Regions from separate parts of the Homo sapiens genome. Here region 2 is linked to region 1. The links are chromatin loops, found by intact Hi-C in ENCODE. Cell type or tissue: lower leg skin. All regions are shown on one strand. Links, peaks and the distances in the headings refer to the core of each region. The heading gives the core; the rest is flanking DNA.

Region 1 (5,392 bases), core at 334-5,333:
GTAAATGATCTGTCAAATGCTGAGAATAGGGTGTTGAAGTCCCAGCTATTTTTGTATTGGAGTCTATCTATCCCTTTAGTTCAATAGACCCCAATAACTCTAAAGGGTGAGCTAGACCCCAGTATATCTCTGGGTGATGCAAGGTTGGATGCACATATATTTACAATTGTTGTATTCTTTTTCTGAATTGATTGGTTTATTATTAGAATACAGTCTCCTTATCACTTACACCTTTTGACTTGAAGTGTATTTTGTGTGATATAAGTATAGCTACTACTGCTTACTTTTGGTTTCTATTTGCATGAAATACCATCCCTTCACTTTCAGTCTATGTGTGTCTTTAGAGGCGAGGTGAGTTTCTTGCAGGTAGCATATAGTTATGTCTTGATTTTTTATACATTCACTCAGTTTATATTTTTTAATGAATTTATTTTGTTTTAATTCAAGGTAATTATTGATAGGTGAGGACTTACTCTTGTCATTTTTTGGTTCCTTTTCTGCTTTTTTTTGGTACATCCTTTACTTTTATTGTTTGTTTTTGCAATTGGATGGTTTTCTATAGTGAAAATGTTTAATTCCTTTCTTTTTCTCCATTGTGTATTGGCTCTTCCAGTGAATTTTGTAGTTTTGCATGTTTTCATAATGGTGGTTATCATCTTTTCCTTCCAGATGCAAGACTCCCTTGAGCATTTCTCTTAACGCCAGTCTCTTGGTAATGAATTCTTTTAGTTTTTGCTTGTTTGTAAAATATTTTATTTCTCCTTCATTTCTGAAGGATAGCTTTTCTGGATGTAATGTTCTCGGCTGCCAGTTTTTTTTTCTTTCAATATTTTGAATATATCATTCCAGCCCCTCCTGGTCTGTGAGGTTTCTGTGAGAAATCCACTGTTAGTCTAATGGGAATTTCCTTATATGTGACTTGATACATTTCACTTGCTATTTGTAGAAGTCTTTATCTTTGACTTTTGATAATTAGACTATAATTATAATCTCCGTCTCCATTGCTGGAGATGGAAATGGAGCCCAGTGCCTTGGAGAGTACCTGTTTGGATTGACTCTATTTGGGGTTCTTTGCAATTCCTGTATCTGCATGTCCATCTCACCCACAAAATGGGAATTTTTCAGCTATTGTTTTATTAAATATGTTTTTTTAGAACTTTCCTTTCTCCTCTTCCTCAGGAGTGCCCCTAATGTGAACATTTGTTTGTATAATTGTGTTCCATAAATCTTGTAGGCTTTCTTGATTCTTTTTTATACATTTTTATTTATCTGTGTTACTTCAAAAGACTTGTCTTCAAGTTTAGAAATTCCATCTTTGCTTTGTCTACTCCATTGTTGAAGCTCTCAATTTTATATTTTATTTCCTAATTGAATTATTCAACTCTAGGATTTGTTTAGTTTTTTGTGACTTGTGACTTTTATCTCTTTGTTAAATTTCTCATTCAAATTAGGAAACATTTTCCTGATTTCATTGAATTGCCTATCTATATTCTCTTACATACCACTGAGTCTCCTTCAGGTTATTATTTTGAATTCCTTTTCTAGCATTTGGTATATTTCCTTATGATAAAGGTCTATTACTGGAGAATTATTATATAGTAGTAGAGAGGTCTCTCTCTACTCCCCCACTATACTCAGTGCTCTCCCTTTTATTCTCCAGGCAAATCTTAGCTATTTATTCGTTGTGTTGGTCTTTTCTTGTGGAGGAAATGAACACCAGGCATCTCTGGTCAGCTCCCCTTGACTCTTTGTGCCTCCTTTTTTGAACAGGAATACCTTCAGAGGTTGCCCTGTGCCTGTGACATCTTGATTGTCAGGTATGTAGGGGATGAACAGCTTGTCTCTTTAATTTCACAGTTCAAGAAGAATTGCAAATTCAGGAGTCATACTTAAAGAACTCTATCCAGGAAGCCTCACACTCACCTGGACCTGACTTAGATTATGAGAATCTGGACTTTGAGCTGATAATCAGACAATACCAAGCAGTAGCAAAAATTGTAAGAACATTTATGCAGTTTTTGTTCAAGAAAATTTTTATTTTTTGTGCTTACTTGACGTGTAATAATTGTATATATTTTAGGATACAGAGTAATATTCAAAATATGTAATGTATAATAATCAAGTCATGGCAATTAGCATATCTATCACCTCAAACATTTATCATTTCTGTGTGTTGGGAACATTCCCTTCTTCTAGCTATTTAAAAATATACAGTAAGTTATTGTTAATTATGGTTACCCTGCAGTGCTATTACACACCAGAGCCTCTTCCTCCCATCTAGCTATAATTTTGTATTGATTAACCAAACTGTCCATATCCTTCCCTCCACCCTAACCTACCAAGCCTCTAATAACCACAATTCTACTGTCTACTTCTATACTCTCAGCTTTTGTAGCACCCATGTATGAGTAAGAATATGCGGTATTTATTTTTCTGTGCCTGATTTATTTCATTTAACAAAATGTCCACTGAACTCACCCATTTTGCTATGAATGACAGGAATTCATTTTTTATGGCTGAATAGTATGCCTTTGTGTGTATATCCATTCCACTGTTGATGGACACTTAGGCTGATTCCATATCTTGGCTGTTGTGAACAGTGCTGCAATACACATGGGGGTACAGATATCACTTAAGACATTTTTGAGGAAAAAATGCCAAAACTTGGCAAAATTAAAAGTATTCATACCCTACAACCTTAGCCATTTTACTTGTTCATAGGGAAACTCACATAGGAACATAAATAAACATGTATAATGATATTCATTGTAATATTGTTTATGGGGTACTAAAGTCATCAACCTAGAGGCCATCATTAAAATAATGAATAACTAAAATATAGCATAGACATTTAATAGATGACGAATATAGCAGTGAGAAAAAGCTAGAGGTTTACAAACAACAATATTATTAAATATTTTAAAAAGTAGGGCTGAGTAACCAAAAAAAGTCCAGGACCAGATGGATTCACAGCCGAATTCTACCAGAGGTACGAAGAGGAGCTGGTACCGTTCCTTCTGAAACTATTCCAATCGATAGAAAAAGAGGGAATCCTCCCTAACTCATTTTATGAGACCAGCATCATCCTGATACCAAAGCCCGGCAGAGACACAACAAAAAAGAATTTTAGACCAATATCCCTGATGAACATCGACATGAAAATCCTCAATAAAATACTGGCAAACCGAATCCAGCAGCACATCAAAAAGCTTATCCACCATGATCAAGTTGGCTTGATCCCTGGGATGCAAGGCTGGTTCAACATATGCAAAACAATAAACATAATCCATCATATAAACAGAACCAATGATAAAAACCACATGATTATCTCAATAGATGCAGAAAAGGTCTTTGACAAAATTCAACAGCCCTTCATGCTAAAAACTCTCAATAAATTAGGTATTGATGGAATATATCTCAAAATAATGGCAGCTATTTATGACAAACCCACAGCCAGTATCATACTGAATGGGCAAAAACTGGAAGCATTCCCTTTGAAAACTTGCACAAGGCAAGGATGCTCTCTCTCACCTCTCCTATTCAACATAGTGTTGGAAGTTCTGGCCAGGGCAATCAGGCAGGAGAAGGAAATAAAGGGTATTCAGTTAGGAAAAGAGGAATTCAAATTGTCCCTGTTTGCAGATGACATGATTGTATATCTAGAAAACCCCGTCGTCTCAGCCCAAAATCTCCTTAATCTGATAAGCAGCTTCAGTAAAGTCTCAGGATACAAAATAAATGTGCAAAAATCACAAGCATTCTTATACACCAATAACAGACAAACAGAGAGCCAAATCTTGAGTGAACTCCCATTCACCATTGCTACAAAGAGAATAAAATACCTAGGAATCCAACTTACAAGGGACGTGAAGGACCTCTTCAAGGAGAACTATAAACCACTGCTCAAGGAAATAAAAGAGGACACAAACAAATGGAAAAACATTCCATGCTCATGGATAGGAAGAATCAATATCGTGAAAATGGCCATACTGCCCAAAGTAATTTATAGATTCAATGCCGTCCCCATCAAGCGACCAACGACTTTCTTCACAGAATTGGAAAAAACTACTTTGAAGTTCATATGGAACCAAAAAAGAGCCTGCATTGCCAAGACAATCCTAAGCAAAAAGAACAAAGCTGGAGACCTCACACTACCTGACTTCAAACTGTACTACAAGGCTACAGTAATCAAAACAGCATGGTACTGGTAGCAAAACAGATACATAGACCAATGGAACAGAATAGAGGCCTCAGAAATAACACCACATATCTACAACCATCTGATCTTTGACAAACCTGACGAAAACAAGCAATGGGGAAAGGATTCCCTATTTAATAAATGTTGCTGGGAAAACTGGCTAGCCATATGTAGAAAGCTGAAACTGGATCCCTTCCTTACACCTTATACAAATATTAGTTCAAGATGGATTAAAGACTTAAATGTAAGACCTAAAATCATAAAAACCCTAGAAGAAAACCTAGGCAATACCATTCAGGACATAGGCATAGGCAAAGACTTCATGACTAAAACACCAAAAGCAATGGTAACAAAAGCCAAAATAGACAAATGGGATCTAATTAAACTAAAGAGCTTCTGCATAGCAAAAGAAACTACTGTCAGAGTGAACAGGCAACCTACAGAATGGGAGAACATTTTTGCAATCTACCCATCTGACAAAGTGCTAATATCCAGAATCTACAAAGAACTAAACAAATTTACAAGAGAAAACCCCATCAAAAAGCGGGCAAAGGATACGATCAGACACTTCTCAAAAGTAGACATTTATTCAGCCAACAGACACATGAAAAAATGCTCATCATCACCGGCCATCAGAGAAATGCAAATCAAAACCACAATGAGATACCATCTCATGCCAGTTAGAATGGCAATCATTAAAAAGTCAGGAAACAACAGGTGCTGAAGAGGATGTGGAGAAATAGGAAAGCTTTTACAGTGTTGGTGGGAGTATAAATTAGTTCAACCACTGTGGAAGACAGTGTGGTAATTCCTCAAGGATCTAGAACTAGAAATACCATTTGACTCAGCAATCCTATTACTAGGTATATACCTAAAGGATAATAAATCATGCTACTATAAAGACACATGCACACGTATGTTTATTGCGGCACTATTCACAATAGCAAAGACTTGGAACCAACCCAAATGCCCATCAATGATAGACTGGATTAAGTAAATGTGGCACATATACACCATGGAATACTATGCAGCCATAAAAAAGGATGAGTTCATGTCCTTTGCAGGGACATGGATGAAGCTCAGCAAGCTATCACAAGGACAGAAAACCAAACACTGCATGTTCTCACTCATAAGTTGGAATTGAACAATGAGAACACTAGGACACAGGAAGGAGAACATCACACACCGGGGCCT
Region 2 (5,392 bases), core at 97-5,096, 530 kb before region 1:
TTAGTGAATTATCTAACTTGAAGAGGATCATGGGAACCCCCTGGATTTGTAGCCAATTGGTCAGATGAGTGGGTGGTTTGGGGACTTCATTTGTGGATGGCATCTAAATTAAGGAAAGACTTGTTGAGGACTGTGTCTTTTAACTTGTGGCATCTGTGCTAATTTTGGGAGGCTAGCGCCAGAACTGAATTGCAATAAACCAGTTGGAGTGGGTGTCAAAAAAAATGCCATACTTAAAATACTTTCAAAGGAGCCAATGTCTTTTCTGCCTGTTCACTGCTCTGTCCCCAAAACCAAGAGCAGTGCTTGTTACAATAATCTCTCAATATTTGTCAAATTAATCAGTTACATTATTCTTACTGTACATCAATTGTCTTCTGGAACTGAATTGATTCCTCTGGTCTTCCCGTTCTAGATGTCTGAATTGTTTTCTAGGTCAGCTCCTTCCTCCCTTTTCTTCCCACTTTTTCTTGGATCTTATGCTGTTTCTTTCTTGGATTTCACTTTTTTGTTTCTTGAAGTCCATCATCAAATTTTTTTCTTTTGATTTTAACTTTGCTTTGTTTTGGTGTAAGATACGTAGTAGACTTCAGAAAGAGTTTATTAGGAGTTAACTCCCTTCATGACATAAAACCTATTTTTCTAAATACTTAAATAGTCTGGCATTTAGTGTAAAATGTAGTTTAAAATAACATTCCCTGAGAATTGTGATGTCATTGACCCACCATCTTGCGGTAATTTTTACTGATGAGTAGTCAAACATCAATCTGGTTCTTTGTTGACAATCTGTTATGTCATTCCGAAAAAGAAAAAAATCTTTATCACTTTCTCTGTATTTTAGATTTGAAAATTGTATAAGGGGGAATATATTCTAGAGTGCTCATTGTCTTGACAAACTTACTTGGGGATATCATGACCAGGAATAGACAAGCAGATGACTCTACAACACGCTGAAATAAGAAATGCTTTCTTGTATGTGACAGATCTTCTGTCACATACAACTTCTGGGAGTTCTAAATCTCCCAAGGAAGATCATCTACTTAAGAAAAATATCTGGTTTTGGATGAAGTGCAAATACCACAGATTCTAATTTCTTTGTGTAGGAGGCTGAAGGGCTGGGAAAGAACTTGGAAAAGGAGGTTTGACCAAATTGTTCCGTGTATATTCCCTTGATTAATCTCTGTAGCTGCTTACTTGTGGTACTTGCTGTTTTCTGGACTTGTGGACACAGAGTTTGGAACCTCTCTGCAGCTAGAAAACACTGTCCCACATCACCTACAGCCTTCCTCTGGAGTATGTGCTGGGTCTGGCTTCCTCTATCCTTGTTTATTTTATAGTATTAGCCTATGCTTTTTTTCATATAATTGTAAGATATCTTCTCTAATGATGAAAAACCACCCTTCTCCCATTTCTCAAGAGGTATGTATGCACATACCCGTGTGTACATATTATATCTCATGTTAATTAGATTAAATTAAACATAGCTAAACATTTTCTAATTTGTAGAAATTAGAGTGCATAGCTAAATATTTTCTGATTTTATCTCTTGAACTAGAAATTCAGAAAACTCTATTTCTGGTTGTAATTTTCTGATATACAAGTTATTTCCCATTCTTACATTTATATCATATTTCATATTTCCTTATTAATATTTAAGTTTATTTTGTTTATGTCTGTAATGTAGCAGAGAGAAAAACATGTTTCCATCTAAGAGTCTATAAGGGTACAACAAAAATATGAACCAGTAATTTTTTTTCATCAGAAAACTTTTTCATTTCATCTTTGATTGGAATTATTACCTTTAGACTTGTTGAATGTGAAATGCTTCAATGCATCCTGCTTTTGTTATATATTTAATCACTTAGTGATACATTTTTATGTGGCCTAAGACCTTTTACTTTCAATGCCATTGAGCCATTTGTATTGTATAATAACTAACAATAATAACAGACATTTGCAAAATATTTTAATAGCTGACATTATATACTAACAGATTAATACTAGATATCCACATAATAAAGTTATATATAAGATCTGAAAAATGTTTAGACTATTAAAAACAATATCATATTGTATATGGTTAAACAATAAAAATAGAAATGAGTCTAATTCCATATTTCTAAATCAAAGGGTTGCTTTATTTTTATAATAGGCCTTCAAAATATACCCTAAATATTTTCTTCTCTCAAGTATACTTACAGGTTCCATGTTATAGCTATCAACTCTACAATCTTCTACAACTTCTGCCTTATCTTGTTTCAAAACCTTTAATTTCTACTTTTCCATGAAATAACCATTTTTTTTTTGACCATTTTCTGAGGTACAGGGATAGCTATCTCTCAAACAAATGTTGCTGCTATCAACCCATCGAGGCAAGAACAGTCAGTGTAATTTAGTTTGTCACTCCATTTTGAAATTTCCTACAGGAGTTAAAAGGCATTACATAGTATAAATTTATGTTTATGGGGACATAAAACATAAACATGTAATTGTGACACCAATAAAATAAAGGGAGATTGAACTGTAAAGAAGTAGAGTTCCTGTATGGAACTGAAGCTAAATTAGTATCAATATAAAAGAAATTGTTATAACTTCAGGATTTTTTTAATGTAATTCCCATAATAACCACATTGAAAATATCTATAGAATAACAAAAATAAACTGATTGGGTAATCGAAAAAGGTCTCTACAAAGAAATCAACTAAACTCAAAGGAAGGCAGTAAGGGAGGAAATGGAGGAGGAGAAGCTATAAGACAAGGAGAAAAGAAATAACAAAATGGCAATAGTAAGTCCATCCCCACCAGTAATTTCTTTAAATGCAAATGGATTAAACTTTCCAGTCAAAAGACATGGATTGGAAAAATACATTTTTTAAAGGATACAACTATATGCTGTCTACCAAAGACTCACTTTAGATATAAGAACACACATAGGTTAAAAGTGAAAGGATAGAAAAAGATATTCTATGCAAATAGTTACCAAAAAAAAGCAGGGTGGCTATACTAATACTATAAATATTATATAAAGTGGGCTTTCAGTTAAACATGGTTGCCAGATACATTGTATAAGACAAAAAGTGAATTTACCACGAAGATATAACAATGATAAAATATTAATCTATGTGACAACCACTGAGCTTCTAACTATATGAAACAAACATTGACAACATGGAAGGAAGAAATAGACAGCTGGAAAATAACAGTACAAGTAATTATAAAACATTTAATACCCCACTTCAATACCCCACTTTAAACAATCAGACAAAGAACAATAAAGTTATACAGAACACTCCAACCAACAATGACAGATTATACATTTTTTTCAAAAGTACATTGAACATTTTACGGGATAGGCCATATATTAGTCACAAATAAGTCTTAATAAATTTCGAAAACACTTGAATTCACACAGCATCTTTTCTGATCTCAATGGAGTGAAACCAGAAATCAATAGCAGAAGGAAAACTAGAAAATCCAGAAATTAAACCACATACTCTTTAAAAACCAATAGTTCAGAGAAGAAACCACAAGGAAAACTTAGTATATCTTGAAACAAATGTAAATGAAATCACAACATACAAAAACTTATGCAATGCAGCAAAAGCAGTACTAATAAAAAAATTATAGCTGCAAAAACCAGCATATCATATTCAAACTTTAAAAAAAAAGAATGTTAAAAAAAAGAAAAAAATTACCTTACCTAGAGAAACAAGGATAACAATCACAGGAAAATTCTTACATATTCTTTATTATAAGATGCAAGACAGTTTTAGTTGACAGTGGACTTAGTTGTATATTGTTAACTCTAGTGCAACTACAAAAAAAAAGGAAAATAGAAAAAAAGTATGACTATACACTAAGAAATAGAGAAAAAATATGTAAAATGCTCAAATAAACAACAAAAGGTAGAAAAAGAGGGAAGACAAAGGTAAGAACAATGAACAAAGCCAATATACAAAAAATAATAATAAATATGGTAGATATTAATCCAACTACATTGTCGATACACTGATACAAATTGATCATTGTCGATACACTCATACAATAATAATTTTGCAAATAAAATGTCTAAATTCACCAGTTGAAAGAAAGATTGTCACAGTGAATTAAAAAAAAGACCTGGCCAGGCATGGTGGCTCACGCCTATAATCCCAGCACTTTGGGAGGCTGAGGCGGGTGGATCACGAGGCCAGGAGATGGAGACCATCCTGGCTAACAAGGTGAAATCCCGTCTCTACTAAAAATACAAAAATTAGCCAGGCGTGGTGGCAGGCACCTGTAGTCCCAGCTACTGGGGAGGCTGAAGCAGGAGAATGGGGTCAACCCAGGAGGTGGAGCTTACAGTTAGCCGAGATTGCACCATTGCACTCCAGCCTGGGCAACAGAGCAAGACTCCATCAAAAAAAAAAAAAAAAAAAAAAGACCTAACCACTTTGGGAGGCCAAAGCGTGCAGATCATGAGGTCAGGAGATCGAGACCATCCTGGCTAACACAGTGAAACCCCGTCTCTACTAAAAATGTAAAAATTTAGCTGGGGTGGTGGTGGGTGCCTGTAGTCCTAGCTACTCCAGAGGCTGAGGCAGGAGAATGGCGTGAACCTGGGCAGCAGAGCTTTCAGTGAGCCAAGATCGCGCCACTGCACTCCATCTTGGGTGACAGAGCGAGACTCTGTCTCAAAAAAAAAAAAAAGAAAAAAGACCTAACCTAACTGCTTATTGTCTACAAGAAGCCCACTTTAAATATGAAGACACATGTAAATTAAAGGCAAATGGATGGAGAATTATACATCATGCAACCACTGATCAAAAGAAAGTGAAAGTAACTATAAACATTCTAAACAGAAAATAATCAAAGTAAGGAAATTTATCAGATTAAGTGGTGCATAATAATGATAAAGGAGTCAGTTCTCCAAAAAGACATAATAATCCTTAATGTATATGCACTTAACAACAGAGCATCAAAATATATAAGGCAAAAACTGATAGAACAGCAAAGAGAAATAAATAAATCCACTATTGTTGTTGCAGATTTCAGCACCCTTCTAACAGACGTAGACAGATTCAGCAGGCAGAAAACCTGTTAAGGACATGATTGAATTCAATAGCACTCATAAACAACTAGATTTAAAATACTATCCAACAACAGAAGAATATGTCTTCTCAAGCTCGCATGGAACATTTACCAAGACAGACCACATTCTAAACATAAGACATACTTTAACATTTTAAGAATAGGAATTATACAACATCTGTTCTCAGACCACAATAAAATTATACTAAAATTTAATAACAAAAAAGAGATCAAAAGTTCTAAAATACTGAAGATTAAACAACACACTTCTAAATAACACATGGATCAAAGAAGAAATCTCAAGATTTTTAAAAACTTTGAT

The links. Peaks named below come from ENCODE experiments on the same cell type or tissue, not always from the same donor. Only the 100,000 strongest peaks of a DNase experiment are listed, where the experiment ranks them.
Region 2: a loop joins it to region 1, with 23 times the contacts of the local background. A loop is called at or near these places in 2 of 110 quality-filtered maps.

The regions. Positions count from the first base shown.
Region 1 is chr10:80,865,383-80,870,774 of GRCh38, reverse strand. No RefSeq gene overlaps it. Among named protein-coding and RNA genes, the nearest start is that of LINC02655, 220 kb to the right of the region's middle. In lower leg skin, for the core only: no CTCF peak of the experiment used is centred there; no DNase peak of the experiment used is centred there.
Region 2 is chr10:81,395,257-81,400,648 of GRCh38, reverse strand. No RefSeq gene overlaps it. Among named protein-coding and RNA genes, the nearest start is that of NRG3, 480 kb to the left of the region's middle. In lower leg skin, for the core only: no CTCF peak of the experiment used is centred there; no DNase peak of the experiment used is centred there.